Regions from separate parts of the Homo sapiens genome. Here region 2 is linked to region 1. Evidence: chromatin loops called from intact Hi-C (ENCODE). Cell type or tissue: PC-3. All regions are shown on one strand. Links, peaks and the distances in the headings refer to the core of each region. The heading gives the core; the rest is flanking DNA.

Region 1 (5,000 bases), core at 1-5,000:
TTACTCTTTCATAATAGCATTCTTGAATGCAGTCAACACACAATTAAAACACAGTACACGGAATTATAAGCTTCTAGAATCTCATTTTTAAATATTCTTTTGTTAGCATTTTTTTGAAGGATTTTAAATACATTTGCTTTAAATTTCTTCCTTTTAGTTAGACAAGATGAGTGAATTAAAGACTGATTCTAGCCACAACTCTAAATTCCCTCACTTGCAGGTTTGCATAACCCTTTAAAATTATTTTAAAATATTTTCTGTGGTTTGACTATGTTTTCTCAAGAATCCAGTACGTAAATGTCATGTGTGTGTTTACGGAATTTGACAGCAATGTAGTTTGTTGTCACGGTTTCTTTAACTTTATTACAAGCCATTTAAAAAATCACATTTGAAAATATTTGTGTAATTTCTCATTTTTGTTTTCTTTCTTTTCTTTTTTTCTTGAGACAGAGTCTCACTCTGTCACCCAGGCTGGAGTGCAGTGGTGTGATCTTGGCTTACTGCAACCTCTGCCTCCCAGGTTCAAGTGATTCTCCTGCCTCAGCCTCCCGAGTACCTGGGATTACAGGTACCCACCACCACGCCCAGCTAATTTTTTTTTTTTTTTTTTTTTTTTAGTAGAGACGGGGTTTCTCTATGTTGGCCAGGCTGGTCTTGAACCCCTGACCTCAGGTGATCTGCCCACCTCAGCCTCCCAAAGTGCTGGGATTACAGGCATGAGCCACTGCGCCCAGCCTGTCTGTATTTTTTTAACAAGCAAAAGTATGATCCTCCTTGGTAATTCTGTTTCTCACTGCTCTTCACCATTTCTCTGCCCAAAATTCTTGCTGTTCCTTGTACAAACTTAGTAACTTCCTGACCCACATGCCTTTGCTTTGGCCGTTTCTTCTTTTTTGAATCCTAACCTTAGCCATGGTCAAGTCTTACCTATTAAAGGGCCACATATAAAATAAGAAATTAATTCTTTATTGTAGTTGAAGTAATTTGGCTATCCTCCAAACTCTTTTTTTTCTTAGATACCTAATACTTTCTATCTTGTATTTATGTATGTATTATCTCCCCAATAATACTTTAGACTCTATTAGCAAATGACCTGTAATGTTGGGAAGAAGATGTATATATATATATATATATATATATATATATAGTGCTTAAAATAAAGATATACTTTAAATGTTCAATAAAAGCAAACAACATATTGTATAAAAGTTGAAATATATAGTTTCATCATTACACATTGTACATATGTACCAAAACATTACACTGTACGCTATAAATAAGTATGATTATATGTCCATTAAAAACAAAATACAACTTAATAAAAAAGGAGAGATACATATAGTTCTTAACAGAGTAATTATCAGTTTACTGACCTTGGTTGTCCTGGTAAGTGAATAAATCTCTACATTTTAGAGTGATAAGGAATTATGAATTGCTTTCACCTTCAGCAGTTCTGATTGGTGCTACCATGCTGAGGAGGGGAGAGGGTCAGTCTGTATCCAGGGATGAAAAGGAAGAATGTAGCAAGCCTTTTCTGGTCTGGGTGGATACCAGAATCCACAGTGACAGGACAGGGACAGGGCATAGCATTTAGGCTTCTAGGTGGCATTCAGGCCTCTGTGTTAGCTGTGATCCGCAATCATTTATAAATTTGAAATGGTAACAGTTACACTCAAAATCATAATTTTGCCTCCAAAAGAAAGACAATCTGGAATTAGCCATGACAGTTAGAATCCCAGCTTCCTAACTTAGATTCGGGACTTAGGTACTGGAGAACTGGACAGAAAGTCTAGTAAGTAGAATTAATTAAAATAGTGGGATGGAGATTGGCAGTAGTGAGCGAAAGAAGTGTTAGAGGGATGTTACAGCACCATACATGCATCAGTCCCCAAGAGAAGAGGAAGAATCTGGAAAAAAATAAAAAACCGAGAAGGCGCAGTCTTTGTGTTTGAGTACCCTAGGGCTCAGTCCTTGGTCTTCATTTCTTTTCTATCTTAATTCTTTTTTTTTTTTTTTTTGGTGACCTCATCAAGTCACATGGCTTTAAATACCATCTAGTAGGCCAGCAACTCCCAAAATATATCTGCAGTTGTGATCTTTATCCCACATTTCAGATCAAATTGCCTAATTGACATCCCCATTCAAATGTATAACAGATATCTTAAATGTAATAGGTTCCAAAGTTCTAATTCCTGCCACCACCTCCTAACCCCCACCTCAGCAGCCTGCACTATTTTAGACAATCTCTGTTGATGGCACTCTGTCCTTTTAATTACTCAGATCAAAACTTTGATGTCATCCAGAGTCCTCTTTTTCTGTCACTCCACATCCAGTCTGTCAGGAAATTCTGTTGTCACTACCTCTGAAATATCTTCAGTTACCAGCAGGTTCTCACCACCTCTATTGCCACCACTGTGCTTATTGGCCATCATCATCTCACACCAGATTATTAGTGCGTTGTCTTCCTAATTGGTCTCCTAGTGTTTGTTCCCCTTAGTTGATAATTTGACAGAAATTGATTTTAGATTGTTTTGTGATATCTGTGACATGAAATCTCATGGTTTTGAATGGTATCTTTTTGCAAGGGAAATATTGTTTTGCTTTGTCAGTTCTTTTCCAGCTAGATTGTGTGTTGTCTGTGTATGAAATAACTAAGAGGCGGCTTTTAACAGAAAACTTGTATAGTGACTGTAAAATACGACAACATATACCTAAGATTATGAGCTGTGATGATTCATTGAAATGATTCATTGAAATGTATTTGGCAATAACAATTGTGAGCCAAGTTTCAGAAGTCTGATGTATGATTGGTTAAGGCTTTGAGGACCATTGGTCTATAACACCACTTCAGTGCAACCTAAGATGTGCTGACTGATTAAAAGTTGCATTCAAACACATTTTTCTTCTTTGACACCATTATTAAAGACATGTCTCAGATTCATAAACATGCAGGTTTTTGACCTTCAAAGGAGGAATGACTTTTAGTAGTTTACTTTTTAATCATAAGTCATATTCTGATCATGTAGATGATAGGTAGAAGTTAAAAAGTCAGAATGATTCAGTCCTGATTTAAAAAAAATTCAGTTCTGGTTGTTTTCAGGAAAGTATAGATACTGTATGATAAACTTTTCCATGAACTTCTGTCAATGTCTTATCATTTGACAGAGTGATATCAGTATAATTTATTCAGATTGAATAATGGAATTTCAGTCATAGGCCTTTTGTGATTTTTCTATAGCTATTATCTTGAGTCTATAACCAAGTTCACCTAGCAGTTTTCTTAAAACCTGTATTAACTTACTTTTTATATGAGGGACAAAATAAAGTTTATTCTAATCAGTCTGTTTTGTTGAGCCTAATGTACAGCTTTACTTCTAGGTGGAGGCCTACTGGTGTCTAGGGAATGTATTTGTGTTAATACTCTTAGGTATGAGCTCTTAGGCATCTATACAGCCAAGCATTAAAACAAAAAGTTAAGGGACCTCATTGATCACATTTGGTAGTACAAAACAAGCTGCCTGAAATGCTAGTGAAATAATGAACAAATGTAAATAAGATAAAATCTAAATTCAAGCAAAATATATACTTCGACTCAAGACATTTCATTGTAGTTAGAAACCTTGTGAATGCCTAACAGGAATTTTCAAAGGAATTGATTTCTATCCATTTCAGAACACTATAGTCTAAATCGGAATCTTAACTTGGGATCTATAAATGGGTTATAAGTAGATCCATAAAACTTCAGAATTTATACAGAGCTTTATATTTATGGGCAATGTCCTTGAGAGAGAAACCACACCTTTCACCAATTTCTTAAAGGAATGCATAATTCAAAAAACATTAAAGAGCTACTAATCCTTATCCATATCTATATGTCACGTTGATAAAACATTTGAACCAAGTTTAATTCTTAAGAACAATGAAAGGGCTCTATTTCTAGTTTCTAGGATCTACCATCCAGATTTTGAAAGATTAAGCCAAATCAAGGCATTGTTGTTAATAATGCTACCTGTTGTATTTGTATGAAACCCAATCTTTTTGTAGCATGTTGATTTGGTATATGTTAACTACTTATTAACATCTATACAAATAGGCTGCATTATCCATTGAAGTGATTGCTGTTTCCTGTGATTATAATTTTAAGCAATTTTCTTCTTTTTTTTTATTTTTTATTTTGGTGCAATTACAAACCAGTAAGCCTAGCTGATCCTGCTGCCCTTGGCTTCATCATTTCTCCATGGTCTCTGCTGTTGCTGCCATCTGGTAGTGTGTCATTTACAGATGAAAATATTTCCAATCAGGATCTTCGAGCATTCACTGCACCAGAGGTTCTTCAAAATCAGTCACTAACTTCTCTCTCAGATGTTGAAAAGGTAACTGTTAAATTTTTTTGTTTGTTTTTTTATTTGGGTGGGGATAGGTCAAATAAAGACAATGGGCTACCATGTTTCAACCCTCTGAAAAATCTATTGAGTTTTAAATGACCGTGTATTCCAAGAAGTTCAGTTATTTTATTTAAGAATCCAAAATAGTTTTATAAAGATTTATGGATCTGAGAAATATATGAAAAAAATTAACCATTAGAAGCACATGTTTACAAATACTTATTAAATACCTGCTTTGTATAAAACACCGTGCCTGAGGAAGATATAGAAATAACTGGAAAGTTGACCCTGATTAACATGTACAGAACAATCTGTAACAGCAATCCTCATCCTTTTTGGCACCAGGGACTGGTTTCATGGAAGACAGTTTTTCCAAGGATGGGGTGGTGGGGGAATGGTTTTAGCAAGAAACTGTTCCACTCAGATCATCAGGCATTAGATTCTCATAAGAAGCATGCAGCCTCAGTCCCTCACATGTGCAGTTCATAATAGGATTCGCATTCCTATGAGAATCTAATGCCAACATTGATCTGACAGGAGGCAGAGCTCAGGTGGTAACGTTCACTTGCCTACTGCTCACTTCCTGCTGTGCAGCCTGCTTCCTAATAGGCCATG
Region 2 (18,054 bases), core at 5,986-10,985, 160 kb before region 1:
AACCATCTTGGACCACGTGAAAACCTTGGGGATGGAAATCACATGCTATGGATGGCGAAGAAAACTAAAAGCGCCTGAGTCACTGATACCACTTTAGAGCTACCATATAAGCCTCTCTTAAGCCTTCCTTTTATGAAAGAAATATAAAATTCCATCTTGCTGAATTCCTATCTGTGTTACTAGCAATTGAACAACTGATTTGCCAGCCATCTGAATTACCCAGATTGTCTGATAATTGGTCAATACCCACTTCATTTTAGGATATAGAAATAAAGCTTCAAAACTGGCCATAATAGCTATGGTGATTTGATCCTCAAAACTAAAAATTAGGTCACACAATAAGAATAGTCTGAATCCACTTATGGGAGAAGCAGATCAGCTTATTTGAAATCGGGTTGTGCTAGAATACCCAGATCATATGATTCTATTTTCAGTTATTAAGTTCAAGCACGTTGCAGTAATCCTGACCTGATTTTCCACTTCATCAGGAAAAAGATAAGTTTGCGTACTGTGTGGTACACACTCTTCTAACTAGAAACTTCAGTTTAATACACAATCTCTGAAATTTATTTCACAAAGTGTTCTGAGTTTCCTGAAACTCAGGTTCCCCATAAACTTTGGGGGTTTTGTTGTAATTACACCTATGCTCCTTTCTCTGTGCTCAGGAAGAAGCATTATTGGCACCTGTATCCTGTAGAACTCAGTTCTATATATTTAATATTTGCCTTACCTAAGCCCTCTATATATGTTTCCCCATAAAAGGATAATAATACTAACCTTTCCTCCAGTGTGTGTTGTGATGTTTAATTAATGTTTACAAAGCATTTAGTGAGCTGCAGATGAAAGACTCTAAGGAAGCATAAAGCAATATCATTAGACTGACTCATCAGCTACTTTTATTAGCTATGCAAAATGAAAGCCATGTTGCTACAGCCAAAATAGTTATGGATACACATTAGGTAAAAAATATAAATTCCAGCACAATTTAAATCTATATACCACATCTACAAAGCAAACACCTGAAGCTCCTTAATAGGACAATTTTTTTCTCTGATAAGTATTTGAAATCTGTTAACATTTAAAAATATAAACAGATTAGAAGGTTAGGGTAATGGTAAAAACATGATACTTTGGTAAACATATGAAACTCTTTACACTTTCTTATGTGAATGAAGATTTCATTTGCAATGATGTGAAACTCTCTACGATCTGAAAAAAAAAAAAAAAAAAAAAAAAAACTTTTAATTGATTCTTTTTCATTTGAAATTAGCAATAATGACCTGAATTCCACAGGAGATAAAAACAATAAATTGAAAACCTTGAAAATTAGTTCAGGTAATAGTTCTTGAGTTTCTCTGTGCCCTATGTTCAGGTGCAGGCTATTTTATATATAGTCTTCAACAGCTTTCAACCAAGTGGTATACAACTGTATTTATTTAATAAGCATATATTAATATTGTATATTTTTTCTGAACCAAGGAATCATTTACACTATACATTCTAGTCTACAATGTAAAACTAAAATATCATTTTATTGTGTGACATGGAGCTCTTTTTCAAGTTAAAACAGCTCTGTATCCTAGTGTTTCCTTGCTGTGTAGCAGAATGAGAATTAGGAACTAGGAAGAGCCCAGCTGGTAAGGAGGGTTCGCTTTTTTATAATTAGTTGGGTTAAACCCATAATATCCATCTATAACTTATCCAGGGTATTCTGTTTCAAAGAGAAGTAATAGTCTTAAAACAGAAAACATGCATTTGTATGCATGTGTGTGTGCATGCACACACACACACACACACACACTACTGTGCAGTCAAAGAACAGACTCCATGTCAGTTTTGAAAGACATACCAACTGGGTTCAACATTACATTGTGTCAGAGAATGAAGTGATGACTATCCTTCACTCAAAAAATGCATAGTTGAATTTTTCCTCCAACTTCCAATTTGGTTAATTTGAGAACTTGTGGTTTAGTAGGTTACATGGAAGATTAAGGAGACTCACATCCATAATTGTCCCAAAAAAGCACAAAGTTAACATTCTCCTGAGTTGAAAGTAAAGACTATTATGGAAATTAATTAATCCCTTAACAACAACCACAACAAAATGGCAGGGCACTGCATGGCAGCACTGCAGGGTCTTTTAAAGGTAAATGGATTTCATGCCATTTTAACCAGTTCAAGTATAAAGTCATCCAAGTTTTAGAAATATTCTGAAACCATTTTCTTCTGCCTCTTTAACGGCTACTTTTTGATCTCCATTTTTTTTCCTCCTCTAAATGTGTTGTGACTCATACATTTACAACTTGGATGTCCCCAAAATAGTAACCACCCCCATTCTATTGCCATATATTTTTGTGTTATAAATTAAAATGGGAAGAATACCCATTCAGAATATAATGGAAAACAGCATCCCCCAACTCGCTCCTGAAGTATCTTCATGAATTCTAAAGAAGCTTAACATTATTCTGAGTCATTTCTTGCTTGGATTTCTTGCTTCTACTGAATTCTCCAAAGTAAAGCTAAATTCTCCTTAGCTTTACTTTGCATTGACTTAATAATATGAAGTACATTTCTCTTGACCATTCCTTTGAAACTCACAAAACTTCTTGTTTCTCTTTATATCACTCCTATACCTCAGCATGCTCTGAGTTTTATTTTCCACTGTAATATGGCCCATCAAGGTGATTGACCAAACAAAAAGTTTTTGAGGCATATTCTTGATAGCTTTTAAATGTACATTGCCTCTCCTCCATATGTCAAATTAACTTTCCCACTACAGAGAATTCTTCTGGCACCTATAATTAATATTCTCTTTGGTACATTCTTTCCTTTAGAGTTCTTATTTAGTTTGATAGAAAATGACTCCCACATTTCAGTCAACGTTTATCTCTCTTCTTTATTCTGGACTTACATTTTCATTCTAAAAGACATTTTTGCCAAAATTTACCACCAACACCTCAAACTCAGCACATAAACAAAAATAACAGACTTTTTTGTGAGGCTTATTCTGTGTGGATCATCAATATAGACTACAGAGTCAAGTAACAAAGATTTATTCTAGGAAGAAGGGTGGGATCCTTCAGTTCAGAAGATTACAGTTTCCAATGCCTCTGGAATCTCAAAAGAGGGACTGCTGAAAGAGGATGGAAGAATAATAATTTAAAGGTGAGTTATGAGGTCAACCTAGATGTCTAGCATTTCAAAGCCATGTCATCCAAAGTTAAGGGTATCATCTTTCCCAAACAAACTCATTCTGTTCCTGATGTTCTGAATTCTGTTAATGCAACCACAATTTTTCTCATCATGCAATTTCAAAATTTTAACTTAGACTCTTTTGTCTCTGGCTCTATATTCCTTCAGTTGCCTAGTTCTTCCAGTTCAGACTCTGAAATGTCAGTTCCATTCTCACCTTTGCTACTTTACTTCCAGCTCCCATACTTTTCCAATTAGATTGTTGAAATGGGTACCTAAAATATCTCTCTATCCTCAGACTTTTTCATCTAATCGAATTCTTCCCATCTGTGGGTACCAACTGATAAATTTTCATAAAGTACCACACTGATGGTATCACTTTCCTATAAAACTTTCAAAGGCTCATTATTACCTAACAAATTGAGTGCACACTCCTTAGTAACCTCTCCATTGCAATTCCAAGGGTCAGTTCTCCATCCTCATCTTATTCAACCAATAAGAAGCATTTGAGAATTAATCTGTAGCCTGGATTTCTACAGTTGGTCCCTTGCTTCAACGCTTACCTAATAATCTATTTCACAAACAGCCATGGTAATTATTTTAAAACATTTCAGATTATGTCACTGTTCTGATTTAAATCCTCCAATGGCTTTTTAAAAAATCTCATTTGGGGTAAAATTCAAAGTGCTTATAATGGCCTGCAAGATCCTATATAATATGGCTGGCTATGCACTACCAGACCCCATCATCTACCACAATTAATTATTCATCTCCCTAATCCTACTCTAGCCACACCAGTCTTTTTGCTCTTACCCAAGGACAGCAAACATGCTCCCACCTCTTGGGCTTTGTACGCATTCCACTCTTCTTCCTGAGACCTACAGGGCCCTCCCTAATTCATTCAAATGTCTATACAAATGTCACCATAGTAGAGAGTTCTCTCTCCAATCTATCAAAGTAACATTCCCCCCAGCCTACCCAGATAATCCCTATTATCTGTAACACTTAACATCATTAGAAATATCATAGTTATTTGTGTAATATTTTTTATTGTCTGTCTCTTCTCACTAAAATATAAGCACCCTGAGGGAGGGTCTTAGTTTCTTTTACAACTATTTTCCCAGAGCCTAAAAGAGCATACTGCACTTAATTCAATAAATATTTCTTGAGTGAATGAATAAATGAGTCTCACAGAATGAACCTCTCTACAGAAATCCTATGCTAGCCCAGTGAAATCCAACCTGTGGGCCAAAGATCTGGGAAGTAGTAAAGTAACGTAAAGGGGTCTGTGAATCCACATCCTTCCGATTATTGTCTGTAAACTAAATTAACTACCATATTATACTATTACTTTAAAATGTATTAATTTATAGTAATCTTACCAACATGTATTTTTCCAAAGGATAGTAGCAGTACAGTTTACTATTATGTAGGAACCTACCAATTTTTTCTTATTAACAAGGGGTGTTCTTACTCAAAAACATTAGGAAGCTCACTGCTCTAGCCAAACGAAACCACTGCCTTTTCATCAAGTTGTCTATAAACATTCACACCTGTTCCTTTGCTAATATGTGTATCTTAACTAGCAAAACTTTTTCCTGCCCTCCACTTTCCACCCCATCCTCCAATTGATTTACTGTTTCAAATTCTAAATCATCATTATCTACACCTGAGTGAGCATATGCCTAAGAGCTGGCAATAAGACACATGATGACTGGCTGGGGTGAGGAATGGAAAGGAAGAGCCAGAAGAGGAAAAGAAGTGCTACAAGATTCATGTGCTAGAACTCTCAAGTCCAATTTCACCTGCCTCCCAGTTTGCCTACAGTCCCTCTTTTGGGGGTATTAAGCACATCCAGCAAAGTCTTTCCACCAGCAAAGCCCATCCACTCTGCATCCTCCATAAATACAACACACTAATTCTAGACCCTGCACTATTTTTTCATACTAGTCAAAGTGCTCTGCTCACTGCTTTCTACCAAATAGCAACCATCACATAATTGTTTTGGTTCAACCTTCACCTGTTTCTGGAACTTTTCCCTGGCTAGCCAACAGCACATTCTTATTATTCCTCTATAGTGCTTCAGCAATTTAATACACATTTTTTCAAACAAATTTTCTACTCTTTGATAATTTATTTTTAAGTTTCCTTTCAGCATCATGCAATATGCCCATATAACCTGCCCATGTACCCCCTGAATCTAAAATAAAAGTTTAAATTATTTTTTAAAAATGGGCCAGGCAAGGTGGCTCACACCTATAATCTCAACATTTTGGGAGGCCAAGGCAGGAGGATTGCTTGAGCCCAGGAGCTCAAGACCAACCTGGGCAACATAGAGAGACCTCATCTCTACTAAAAATTTGTGGTGGCATGCATCTGTAATCCCAGCTTATCAGGAGGCTGAGGTGGTGTTTGAGCCTAGTTCAAGGCTGTAATGAGCTATGATCACACCACCACACTTCAGCCTGGGCAACAGAGTGAGACCCTGTTTTTAAAAAAAAAAGTTTCCTTTTTTCATTTATTCTCTTAAATGTGAACTCCTGCGAAGACATGAGAGCCTCAGATATTTCTTTTCTTTTATAGGTGTCTTTCCATTATACAATAATGCCTAGTACTAGACTAGGAACAGAAGAGATAAAGAAAGATATCCTATGAAGGCACTGAATTAGCCTTTAGCTGGATTCACAAACCTATAGGCCAATTTAAATTGTACTCATTTTCAAATTTCTTTAGGTCATGAACTAGCCTACTTATTGCGTCAATATCTATAAATTACTTCCCCAATTCTGTCCTTTCTAAAGTGTATATGCTCTGTCCTCTAGCAGATGATCTTGTTCCTGAACTTCAATCCAATGAGCTCTCATTGAACTCCTTAATGTAAAACATGAGCTAGGCAATATAGAGACATACTCCTTGCCCTAAAGGAATTCATAATAATTCCTTAAAGAAAACATTTTTAAAGCACCTGGTATGTGTTAGGCACCCAAGAACTATTCTATACAGCACAGAAAATGAGATATTCACACCTATAAACAAAAGACAGCGTATTACATTCCAAAAGAAAGGCAGTCGGTCATATGAAAATCCAGGAAGGGAAAAATTAATTCTGAACATAATACCAAGGAATCTTTTATTGAGGAACTGTCCTCTGAATAGGACCATTAAGGAGAAGAATTTTCATGAGAAAATGAGTGAGGGATATGCTAGAAAGGCAGTTGTTTCTGAATCTAATGGTCAAAAATATGGGTTTTGAAAGTCAGAGGGTCTTGGTTCAAATTGTATTTTTGTCACTTACTTGATGAACATCCCCAAGTAGCTTATTTAACTTCAACTGTGGTTTCTTCATTTACAAAATGGAGATAATGTGATTACACACTGCATAAAAACAGACTCTTAGCTGCTGCCTGGCACAGAGTAAGTGCTGACTAAAAGATAGCACTTAGTTTGTGTTCCCCCAGAAGAAGACCATGACTCAAAGATCCAACTACAAATAGTTTATTTGAAAGGGGGCCACAGGAATCACTGATAGGAAGGGGAGGAAGGGAGTCAAGGAAGGGAAGGCAGCACACAAAGTGTGTATTATTAAGTAAATTACCACTACTGGAGCCTAATCTAGCTGGAAACTCCAGGAGCCAGTGTCGACTCAAAGGTCAAGAGGAGCAGAGAATTAAAAACCAACCACAACAATCAAGGTCAGAACTGCTCCCAGACTGAGGAGCAGAAATTCCTCTTCTCCAGCAGAGGAGAAAGCTGTCAGGGAAAGACACACAGATACAGTTAAGGCAGCTGTGCTAAGTGGTAAGCCTCAAGGGGATTTGGGTAAGGCTCTGCCCACACTAATACAATATACATAAAAATATGAGTATATATATGCTTGAGGCTATAAGGAATATGTATCAGAAATTTATCTAATTGATGTATTAGTTAAAAATAAAACATATATGATAAACAATATTCCAGGCAAAGTTTTTAGAAGATGCAATAATCCAGAAAAAATTTTACACATGTATAACAAATTATCATACTGAATATAAAAAAGAATTACTACATATCCAACATAAGAACAACCCAATAAAAATAGATTAAAAGATATGAAAATGTAAAGAATAAGAGGCAAGCCCCAGAACAATAGATGAAATAGTCATTAAACATAAAAGAATAAATGACCAGGGAAATAAAAGTAAAAACAATAATAAAATACCAGTTCTAAGCTATTAGATTGACCAAATACAATTTGGCTATATCAAGTGTCAGCAGATGTGTAGACAGAGTAGTGCGGAGAAAAAACCCCTTTCATTGCGACTGCCACTTTGAAGGGCAATAATCATTATCCACCAAAAACAAAACTAAGCTTACCTTTTGGCCTAGTGATTCCACTTCTCAGTATCTCGCCTAGAGAAATACCCATGTGCACAATAATGTTTATTGAAGCATTGCCTACAATTCTGCAAACAAGCCTACAAAGGAGACAGACTAAATATTATGTAATACCATGTTACTATTAAAAAGAATAAACTGGAGATATATATATATATATATATATATATATATATATATATATATATATATATATATATAAAATCATGTGTAAATTCCCAAGATATATTGCTAAGGGTAAAGAGCAATGGCATACAGTGGTATAGAATTATACTGTGAAAGTTGTCAGAATCAAAATGGAGCCACTTGTGTTAAAAATCCTAAAAGACAGAGCCTCAGAAGGCCATGAAGAGAGGGTTCTCATGCACCAATGCCTGATAACAAGAACTATCACCAAAGACTCTGAAAAAACTACAAACTTGCACAAAGGCCATTGCAACTGTATACCAAAAAGAAAAAAAAAATACTCCTGTAGACATCTACCCAGCAATTGTCTGTCAGCCTTGGACTGTCATCACCCTTGGTATTGATCTCTGTAACCAAAAATAATTATCTCAAACCAATTATGTAATTCTTCTCATTTAAAAAGAAAACATTGTCTTCTTTTACCCTCCTGAACACACACATAGTTTACTATGGCATGTGTATTCCCATTGTATTCCTATTCGCAAAAAAATATCATTTTCTTTTAGAGAATCTTCCTCTCTGTTATTTAGTTTCGCATTAATGGTGTCAGCAGTGAGGCCAAAGTTAGCTCACCTTTGATGGATTGGTGGCCTGTGGAATTGAGTGCAGTACTGACTTCAATGTTGCCTTTTCTTCCATAGTGAATCTTCTCTAGGACTCTTGGACTCCCTCCCTTTGGTGAGTTCTTTTTTACTTTATTTGGGATCTGATTTGGTTATAAGGCCACCTTAAATAAAGGACCTTGCATCCCTCCTGGGACTATAAAAGTTATTTCTGGCGAGCCCTTTCTGGTAAAAGACAAGTGTCCTTCTGGTTTGAGTTATCTGGTTTCTACGGAGTTTACATTCTGTCTGTGAGGCATTCTTTTCTGGTGAATTCACTTTTGATTTGGTGCATCCGGCTTAATATTTTGTTTGATCTGCATGGCTGGGTTAAAAATTCTGTGAGCACTCTGATTTTGGTTTCATTTTGGTTAGGTTATGTGTGTCTGTAAATGATTTGGCTCTTTTTCCCTTACTTGTTTCTGAACATCTTCCAAGAGCAAAAATAAACATTCTAAATAGTAGGCATGATATGGCCAATTAAAAGCCACTGGGATGGTCACCATGATCTAAACCACCAGTGTAAACTTCCTGACAGGATTTATAGAATTTTCTTTGCTCTGGAGAAATTAGTCAGAAACAGAATGGGATTCTCAAACATTCAGGCATGTCAAGCTTTCTGGGACTCCAGCTGGCTACATGGCTTTTCCTCGTGCATGTTTTTAAATTAATGGCCATCATGAATATCATTTGAAGTCCCCAACCTTGTTTTTTTCTTAGAATTCAATTAGAAACTGCAATCAACTATAGAGTTAACATGTAGAGTCTTTTTAGTTATCTTTTTTTTTCTGGATACTCTAAATCTGTTAACTTTTTCATTTGTGTTAAGATAACACACTGTTGCTAATTTCAAAAGCTGCTTAGATCTTTTTTTAGAGCATTTTAACCAGGATAAGGATAAAAATCTTAAAGGGCTTTCAAATTAATGGCTTTACAAATTACAACCGCTTCATGGCAGCCAACAACCTAGACACCTTTTGGAAATGTAAATTGAGGTTTCCCTAACTATTAATTGCTTAGGGTGATGAAACAGTTAATTGAAGGATTGATATTCTATACGGACATAAAGAGATATGTGTTTATACAAATTAAGGTCTCAGATCAAATAGGTCAAAATCTTGAACTTAGCGCAATAATACAAGGTATCTCTGGCATAAAAATTGCTTTGTCTGTCTGTTACACGGGGGCCAGAAACGCTGACCAAAAAAAAAAAACAAACAAAAAAAAACCTGCCAAAATGCTTCCCTGTCCGCATTGTCTAGTCAAGAAAACCAGATCAGCAAACAAAAGAAAGATTTGTTACTAAAAAATTTAAGGCAACTTGGAGATTTTGACTTTCTTACAGAATTTAGCCAGTCCCAGCTAAAATGTAAACAATTGAAAATTTAACCCTAAACTCATTTAAAACTGGAAAAAAAGATGTGAGATTTATTTAAAACCAAGATGCTTTACCTAAAAATTTTGGTCCACAGCTTTTCTTAGATTATCTATTAGGGAAAATAACACTTATCCACCTGAACAGGTCCCATTTTGTCAAAAATACAATTTGGGTCCAACTATTTTTTTATAAACTTGTGAGTTTGTATTACTATGCTTTACTATCTAGTGACTGAAATTCTAAAATTAAAGCTATAAGATCTTTATTGTGTGCATGTATATGTGTTTATGTGTGTTGACATGTGTTGTATGCTGTGTCTAAATTGTAAAATCTGGTGTACTTGGCTAGAAATTCCTTAAGAAATCCTATTCGGATTAGCTCAGATAAATAAGCAATCATAAAATATATAGTAATTAATCCAAATGCCTTTTAGTTCATACAACTTAAGTAAATCTTTGATAAATAAGCTGTTGGTGTTTTATTGGTAGGGGGTGGTTTGTTTTGAGGTGGGGTCTTGCTTTGTTCCTAGGCTGGAGTGCAGTGGTGCTCATTGTAGCCTCAAACACCTGTGCTCAATCAATCCTCCCACCTCGGCCTCCCAAGTAGCTGGGACTACAGGTATGTACCCCCATGCCTGGCTAATTTTTGTATTTTTTGTAGAGGCAGAGTTTTACCATGTTGCTCAGGCTGGTCTGAAACTCCTGGCCTCAAGCGATTATCCCACCTCAGCCTCCCAAAATGCTGAAATTATAGGGATGAGCCACCACCCCTGGCCCAATAAACTGGCCTTGAATTTGTTGATAAAATAAAAACAGAAATTTTTTCAAATTGTCAATCAATAGATGAATGAAAATGTCATGTATATAAATACACATGAATATATCTATATACATGTATATAAATACACATGAATATATCTATATGCATGTATATAAATACACATGAATATATCTATATGCATGTATATAAATATACATGAATATATCTATATACATGTATACAGATATACATGAATGAAAGAAAATGTCATGTATATAGATATACTCAATGGAATCTAATTCAGCCATTAATAAAGAGTAAAATCCTGTAATTTGCAGCAACATAGGTGGAACTGCAGGTCATTATGCTAAGTGAAATAAGCCAGGCACAGAAAAACAAATATAGCACGTTCTCATTCATATACGAAAGCAAAAAAATTGGCTCTCATGGAGGTAGAGAGTAAAATGGTTACCAGAGGCTAGGAAGAAAAGTGGGGAGGGAGGCATGAAGAGAGGTTGGTTAAGGGTACAAAATACAGTTAGATAGAAGGAATAAGTTCTAGTATTCAGTAGTACAGAAGGGAAATTATAGTTAACAATAATTTATTCTGTATTTCAAAATAGCTAGAAAAGAAAATTTGTACTATTTCCAACACAAACAAAAGATGAATGTTTGAGGTGATGGATATCCCAGGTACCCTGATTTGATCATTACACATTGTATACAGGTATCAAAATACCACATGTACCCCAAAAATGTGACAACTATTATACATCAATTTTTTTTTATTTTAAAAACAGGTTTCGGCTGGGTGTGGTGGCTCATGCCTGTAATCCCAACATTTTGGGAGGCCAAGGTGAGTGGATTACATGAGCTCAGGAGTTCGAGACCAGCCTGGGCAATGTAAGGAGACATTTTGGGAGGCCAAGGTGAGTGGATTGCATGAGCTCAGGAGTTCGAGACCAGCCTGTGCAATGTAGGGAGACCTTGTCTCTACTAAAAATAAAATAAAATAAAAAATCAGCTGGGTGTGGTGGCACATTCCTGTAATCCCAGCTACTCAGGAGGCAGAGGTGGGAGGATGGCTTGAGCACAGGAGGTGAGGTTGCAGTGAGCCATGATCGCACCACTCTGCTCTCCAGCCTGGGCGATAGAACCAGATCTTGTCTTCAAAAAAGAAAAAACAAGGAGGAAAGAAGAAGGAAGAAGAATACAGAAGGAGGAAGAGGAAAGAAGAAGGAAGAAGAATACAGAAGGAGGAGGAGGAGGAAGAGGAAGAAGAAGAAGAACAGGAAGAAGAAGAAGGAGGAGGAGGAGGAGGAGCGGGAGCAGGAGGGGGAGCGAGAGGGAAAGGGGGAGGGGAGAGAGGAAGAGAAAGAAGGAGAAGGAGAAGAAGAAAAGGAAGGAAGGAAGGAAACAAGGAAGGAAGGAAAGAAGGAAGGAAGGAGCAGGAATGAAGGAAAGGAGGGAGGGAACAAGGAAGGAAAGAAGGAAGAAAGGAGAAGAATGAGGAGGAAGGAAAAAGAAGAAGAATTAAAATACAGATTTTAATAACTAAAGTTGATTAATTAATTTTTTTAGAATTCTAATGAAGAAACTGCTGAATTCATGAAACTACTCATCAAGATCAAGCAGAACAAAAATTACATGACATTAAGTAACTGCTGAAGATAATGTTTTTATGACTTTAATTTGAAAGATTTTTGACTCCTAAGTGTTTTGTTTTCCAAATTTAAGGTAACTTTTTTCTTAAGCTATCTATAGTTTAAAGCAATACGGTAAAGCATACTTTTGAGAACAAAGGTGGAAATATTTACTTTTTCTTCTTACTTGATCCCTCCAAAATTTGGAAACTCTTCATGAGTATTCTTATGGCTGTATGGTTATTTGGATAAGTTCAGTAAAAATCTACTTTCTCTTTATAACAGAATACAATTGGAAGCATTGGCTATATTACCAAGGCATTGACTGGAATATCATATTTGAGAACGTGCATAGAATGCCTGGTTTCAAGGGTTTCCAGCCTTATAGTGAGTGAGTAAATATTGTCACTTCCTGGCAGGCCCCAAAAACCTTAAGATGGTAGGTAAAACCTAAAATCTACCTTGGTTTGACTTCCTAGCCTCAAAAGGTTTTAAATCTGAGATTTTCATGTGATCAATATAGAGATAAAAACTTATGTTTCTAAAGAAAAGCTATAATATATGTGTTATTAGACTGTAGCCTTGTGCATTGTTTTTGAGTCCTTGCTATCTACCTACAGACTAGACTATATCCTGAATTCTTCTAGAGTCCTCCAATTCAACTTTCTCCCATGGAATTACTAAAAATGAGACCTCTTTTGTTCTGAAGCCCTGAAAACTAAAACTAGATGAATTTTAAGGGATAAGTTTCATGACTGATGGATGTGTCACACAGAAAGTTAAACAAACCACCTGATGCCATAGCCAGGGACATTGAAACTGCAAACCAGGATAAGAAGTTAATGTCTTCATTCCTCAGACAGCTTTTCCCAAGACCTCAGAACAACCCTCCATATCATAATGAGACTCTTACCTCTCTTAATGCCCACCTTTTTCACTTGGCAAGATAATGGTGACATTAAAAGTTAACAATCAGAACCTTCTGCTGGTAACTTGACAGAACCTATCCTAGAACATCCTTTTTTTCTTTTCTTTTCTTTTTTTTTAGAGATGGGTCCTAATCTGTGATGCAATCATAGCTCCCTTCAGCCTCAAATTCCTGTGCTTAAGCAGTCCTCCCATCTCAGCCTCCCAAGTAGCTAGAACTACAGGCACATACCACTATGCTCAATTTATTTTTTTACTTTTTGTAGAGACAGGATCTCACTATATTGCCCAGGCTGGTCTTGAACTCCTGACCTCAAGTGATCCTCCTGCCTTGGGATCCCAAAGAGTTAGGAATATAGGCATGAACCACCACACCCAAGCAAGGAGATCCTTTAGTCCACCTAGTAGATGACTTTGGCATCATCCCCAGTACAATGATTGATCACTCTCTGCTTTCATTAAATCCAGTCATAAGATATTAGATGACAAAATTGCTCAATATTAACTATTGGCTAATAAGGAGATGTCTGTAGCTATTGCTAATACTACATGCTGTACCTGGGTATATTCCTCTGGGAAAGTTGAGATCCATAAACACAAAAGGAGAAAACAGGCCACATGGTTACAAGTCTTACTTAATTTCCCACAGTAGGATTTCCCACAATCCTACTACTTGATTTATTCAAGTAGTAGCCTTTAAGCCTAGTCCATGACTCAAAACTTTTATACAAACTAAGCTTATTAATTTACTTTGCATTTTCCCTTTTTAAAACCTTATACCTATTGCTTGTTAAGTTTTTGGAGAAGTATGACTCCTGATAGAATAATACTGGCCACGCACTTTGAGATGATAACAAAGACCTATGGAACTGACAAAATTAACTTAACAATGGATTCCAGGTAGCCTTAGCCTGAAAGCCACTCCCTCCTAAGCTCCCTTGTTGCTCAAATGTGGCTAAAAATGTTCTGATACTGACTCCTACTTGCCAACCACTTCCCTCAAACATGGGAAGACCAGACCAAACCAGGACTGGTCTATCCCAGGACTGAAGGACAATCAAACCCTAACTACAGGATGATTCATCAGTGACGCTTTGGAGAAAGATCCTGATCCAAAGGGGGAAATGTGAAAGTTGTCAGAATCAAAATGGAGTCACTAGTGTTAAAAACTAAAAAAATAGACTTGGGGAAAGCCATGAAGACAGAATTCTCACGCACTAAGCCCTCATAACAAGAACTATCACAAAAGGCTCTGAAAAAAACCCACAAATTTGCAGAAAGGTTATCACAACCCTACACACAAAAAATACTTTTGTAAGAACATCTGCCCAGCAACTGCCCTTCCAACCTCAGATTGGCACCACCCTTTGTATTGATCCTTGTAGCCAAAACTAATTATCACAAAACAATTATACAATTGTCATTTTTCCTTTAAAAATCTTTGTCTTCCTTTACCTCTCTGAATATATACATAGTTTACTATGGTATGTATATTTCCATTGCAAAGCCCCATTCCTAAATAAATGTTTTCTTTTAGAGAGTCCCCTCTATTGGTTTTTTAAGTAGACAATAGTGTACTTAAAACACTCTCATACATAATACACCTCTACTCAAGTTTACAAGAAGTAACAATCAATTTTCTATGTGTACATTTACATGTATATTACAGCTTAAATAATATTCAGAAGCATCCACAAACCTACAACTATGATTACTGCTAGGAGGAAGTAAGAGATTATGGCTGTGGTGCTAGTCAAAGAAAAGTTTCATCATTTCTGTGAAGTTTCAATCTGGGGAAAGAAGCATTGTTCATGTATTATTTGTGTAATTCATACTAAGTGTAAAATAATCAATGTGTGTGGGGTTTACTTCTATTTTTGAAAGTGATTATTATTTCAATAGTTTTGGGGGAACAGGTAGTGCTTGGTTACTTGGATAAGTTCTTTAGGTGTGATTTCTGAGATTTTGGTGCACCCATCACCTGAGCAGTGTACACTGTGCCCAATGTGTAGTCTTTTATTCCTCACCCCCACCTCACACACTTTTCCTAGGGCCCCCAGAGTTCATTATATCATACTTATGCCATTGCATCCTCATAGCTTATTTCTCACTTATAAGTGAGAACATTCGTTGTTTGGGTTTCCATTCTTGAGTTACTTCACTTATAATAATGGTCTCCAATTCCAACCATGTTGCTGCAAATAGCATTATTTCATTCCTTTGTAAAATAGCTGAGTAGTATTCCACAGTTTCTGTATCCACTCTTTGGTTGATAGGCATTTAGGCTGCTTCCATAATTTTGCATTGTGAATTGTGCTGTTATAAACATGCGTGTGCAAGTGACTTTTTCATATAGTGACTTGTTTTCCTCTGGTTAGATACCCAGTAGTGAGATTGCTGGATCAAATTGTAGTTCTACTTTTAGTTCCTTAAGTAATCTCCACACTGTTTTTTATAGTGGTTGTACTAGTTTACATTCCCACCATCAGTGTAAAACTGTTCCCTTTTCACCATATCCATGCCAATATCTATTATTTTTTGATTTTTTAATTATGGCCATTCTTGTGGGAATAAAGTGGTATCACACTGTGGTTTTGATTTGCATTTCCCTGATTATTAGTGATATTGAGCATTTTTTCATATGTTTGTTGGACATTTGAATATCTTCTTTTGAGAATTGTCTATTCATGTTCTTTGCCCACTTTTTGATGGGATTATTTGTTTTTTTTCTTGCTGATTTGTTTGAGTTCCTTGTAGATTCTGGGTATTAGTCCTTTGTCGGATGCATAGTTTGCAAATATTTTCTCCTACTCTGCGGGTTGTCTGTTTACTCTGCTGAATATTTCTTTTGTTGTGCAGAAGCTTTTTAGTTTAATTAAGACACATCTATTTATCTTTGGGTTTTGTTTTTTGTTGTTGTTTTTTTTTTGTTTTGTTTTTGTTTTTGTTTTGCATTTGCTTTTGGGTTCTTGGTCATGAACTCTTTGCCTAAGCCAATGTCTAGAAGAATTTTTCCAATGTTGTCTTCTAGAATTTTTATGGTTTCAGGTCTTAGATTTAAGTTTTTGATCCATCTTAAGTTTATTTTTGTATAAGGTGAGAGATGAGGATCCAGTTTCATTCTTCTACATGTGGCTTGCCAATTATCCCAGCACTGTTTCTTGAATAATGTGTCCTCTGCCCATTTTATGTTTTTGTTTACTTTGCCAAAGATCAGTTGGCTGCAAGTATTTGGCTTTATTTCTGGGTTCTCTATTCTGTTCCATTGGTCTACATGCCTGTTTTTATAACAGTACCATGCTATTTTGGTGACTATAAACTTGTAGCATAGTTTGAAGTCGGGTAATGTGATGTCTCCAGATTTGTTCTTTTTATTTAGTCTTGCTTTGGATATGTGGGCTCTTTTTTGGTTCCATATGAATTTTAGGATTATTTTTTTCTGGTTCTTTAAAGAATGATGATGGTATTTGATGGCAATTGCATTGAATTTATACATTGCTTTTGGCAGTATGGTCATTTTCACAATATTGATTCTACCCGTCAGTGAGCATGGAATGTGTTTCCATTTGTTTGTGTCGTCTGTGAATTCTTTCAGCAGTGTTTTATGGTTTTCTTCGTAAAGATCTTTCACCTCTTTTGTTAGGTATATTCCTAAGGGTTTTTTTGTTGTTGTTGTTTGTTTGTTTTTTGTTTGTTTGTTTGTTTGCAGCTACTGTAAAAGGGGTTGCATTCTTGATTTTTCAGATTGGTCACTGTTGGTGTATAGCAGTACTACTGATTTGTGTACATGATATTTTTATCCTGAAATTTTACTGAATTCATTTACCAGATCCAGGAGCTTTTTGGATGGGTCTTTAGGGTTTTCTAGCTATGCAATCATATCACTGGCAAACAGTGACAGTTTGACTTTCTCTTTACCAGTTAGGATGCTTTTATTTCTTTCTTTTGTCTGATTGCTCTGGCTAGGACTTCCAGTACTATGCTAAATAGAAGTGGTGAAAGTGAGCATCCATGTTTTGTTCCAGTTCTCAGGGGAAATACTGTCAACTTTTCCCCATTTGTTATAAAGTTGTCTGTGAGTATGTCATAGATGGCTTTTATTACCTTAAGGTATGTCCCTTCTTTGCTGATTTTGCTGAGAGTTTTAATCATAAAGGGATGCTGGATTTTGTCAAATGCTTTTTCTGCATCTATTAAGATAATCATATTTTTGTTTTTACTTCTATTTATGTGGTGTATCATATTTATTGACTTGAATACCTGAATACCCGGTATGAAACCCACTTGAACATGGTGTATTATCTTTTTTTTTTTTTTTTTTTTTTTTGAGACGGAGTCTTGCTCTGTCGCCCAGGCTGGAGTGCAGTGGTGCAATCTCGGCTCACTGCAAGCTCCGCCTCCCGGGTTCACGCCATTCTCCTGCCTCAGCTTCGCGAGTAGCTGAGACTACAGGGGCCGGCCACCGCGCCCGGCTAACTTTTTGTATTTTTAGTAGAGACAGGGTTTCACCGTGTTAGCCAGGATGGTCTCAATCTCCTGACCTCGTGATCTGCCCTTCTCGGCCTCCCAAAGTGCTGGGATTACAGGCATGAGCTACCGCACCCGGCCTATTATCTTTTTGATATGCTGTTGGATTCGGTTAGCTAGTATTTTGTTGAGGATTTTTGCATCTCTGTCCATCAAGGATATTGGTCTATAGTTTTCTTATTTACTTAGGTCCTTTCTTAGTTTTAATATTAGGGTAATACTGGGTTCATAGAATGATTTGGGGAGGATTGCCTCTATCTGTATCTATTTACGCTTTAAGGAAGTTCCATTTTGGTGTATTTTGAGGTTTTATTTCAAGATTTAGAACTTTATCTTTTGGAATAGTTTCAGTAGGATTGGTACCAGTTCTTCTTTGAATGTCTGACAGAATTCAGCTGTGAATCCATCTGGTCCTGAACATTTTTTTTGTTGGCTTTTTAAAATTACTGTTTCAATCTTGTTA

Evidence for each region. A loop is a pair of places that touch in the nucleus more often than their neighbours do. Peaks named below come from ENCODE experiments on the same cell type or tissue, not always from the same donor. Only the 100,000 strongest peaks of a DNase experiment are listed, where the experiment ranks them.
Region 2: a loop joins it to region 1, with 2.9 times the contacts of the local background. A loop is called at or near these places in 2 of 110 quality-filtered maps.

The regions. Positions count from the first base shown.
Region 1 is chr4:86,668,171-86,673,170 of GRCh38, forward strand. PTPN13 (protein tyrosine phosphatase non-receptor type 13) reads left to right here. Exons shown (of 48, transcript NM_080683.3): 3 at 4,195-4,373. Among named protein-coding and RNA genes, the nearest start is that of PTPN13, 76 kb to the left of the region's middle. In PC-3, for the core only: no CTCF peak of the experiment used is centred there; a DNase peak (open chromatin) is centred at 2,791; H3K27ac peaks cover 1,380 bases.
Region 2 is chr4:86,499,903-86,517,956 of GRCh38, forward strand. It overlaps a transcript of MAPK10 not described here. Among named protein-coding and RNA genes, the nearest start is that of MIR4452, 34 kb to the right of the region's middle. In PC-3, for the core only: no CTCF peak of the experiment used is centred there; a DNase peak (open chromatin) is centred at 8,789; H3K4me3 peaks cover 1,223 bases; H3K27ac peaks cover 1,679 bases.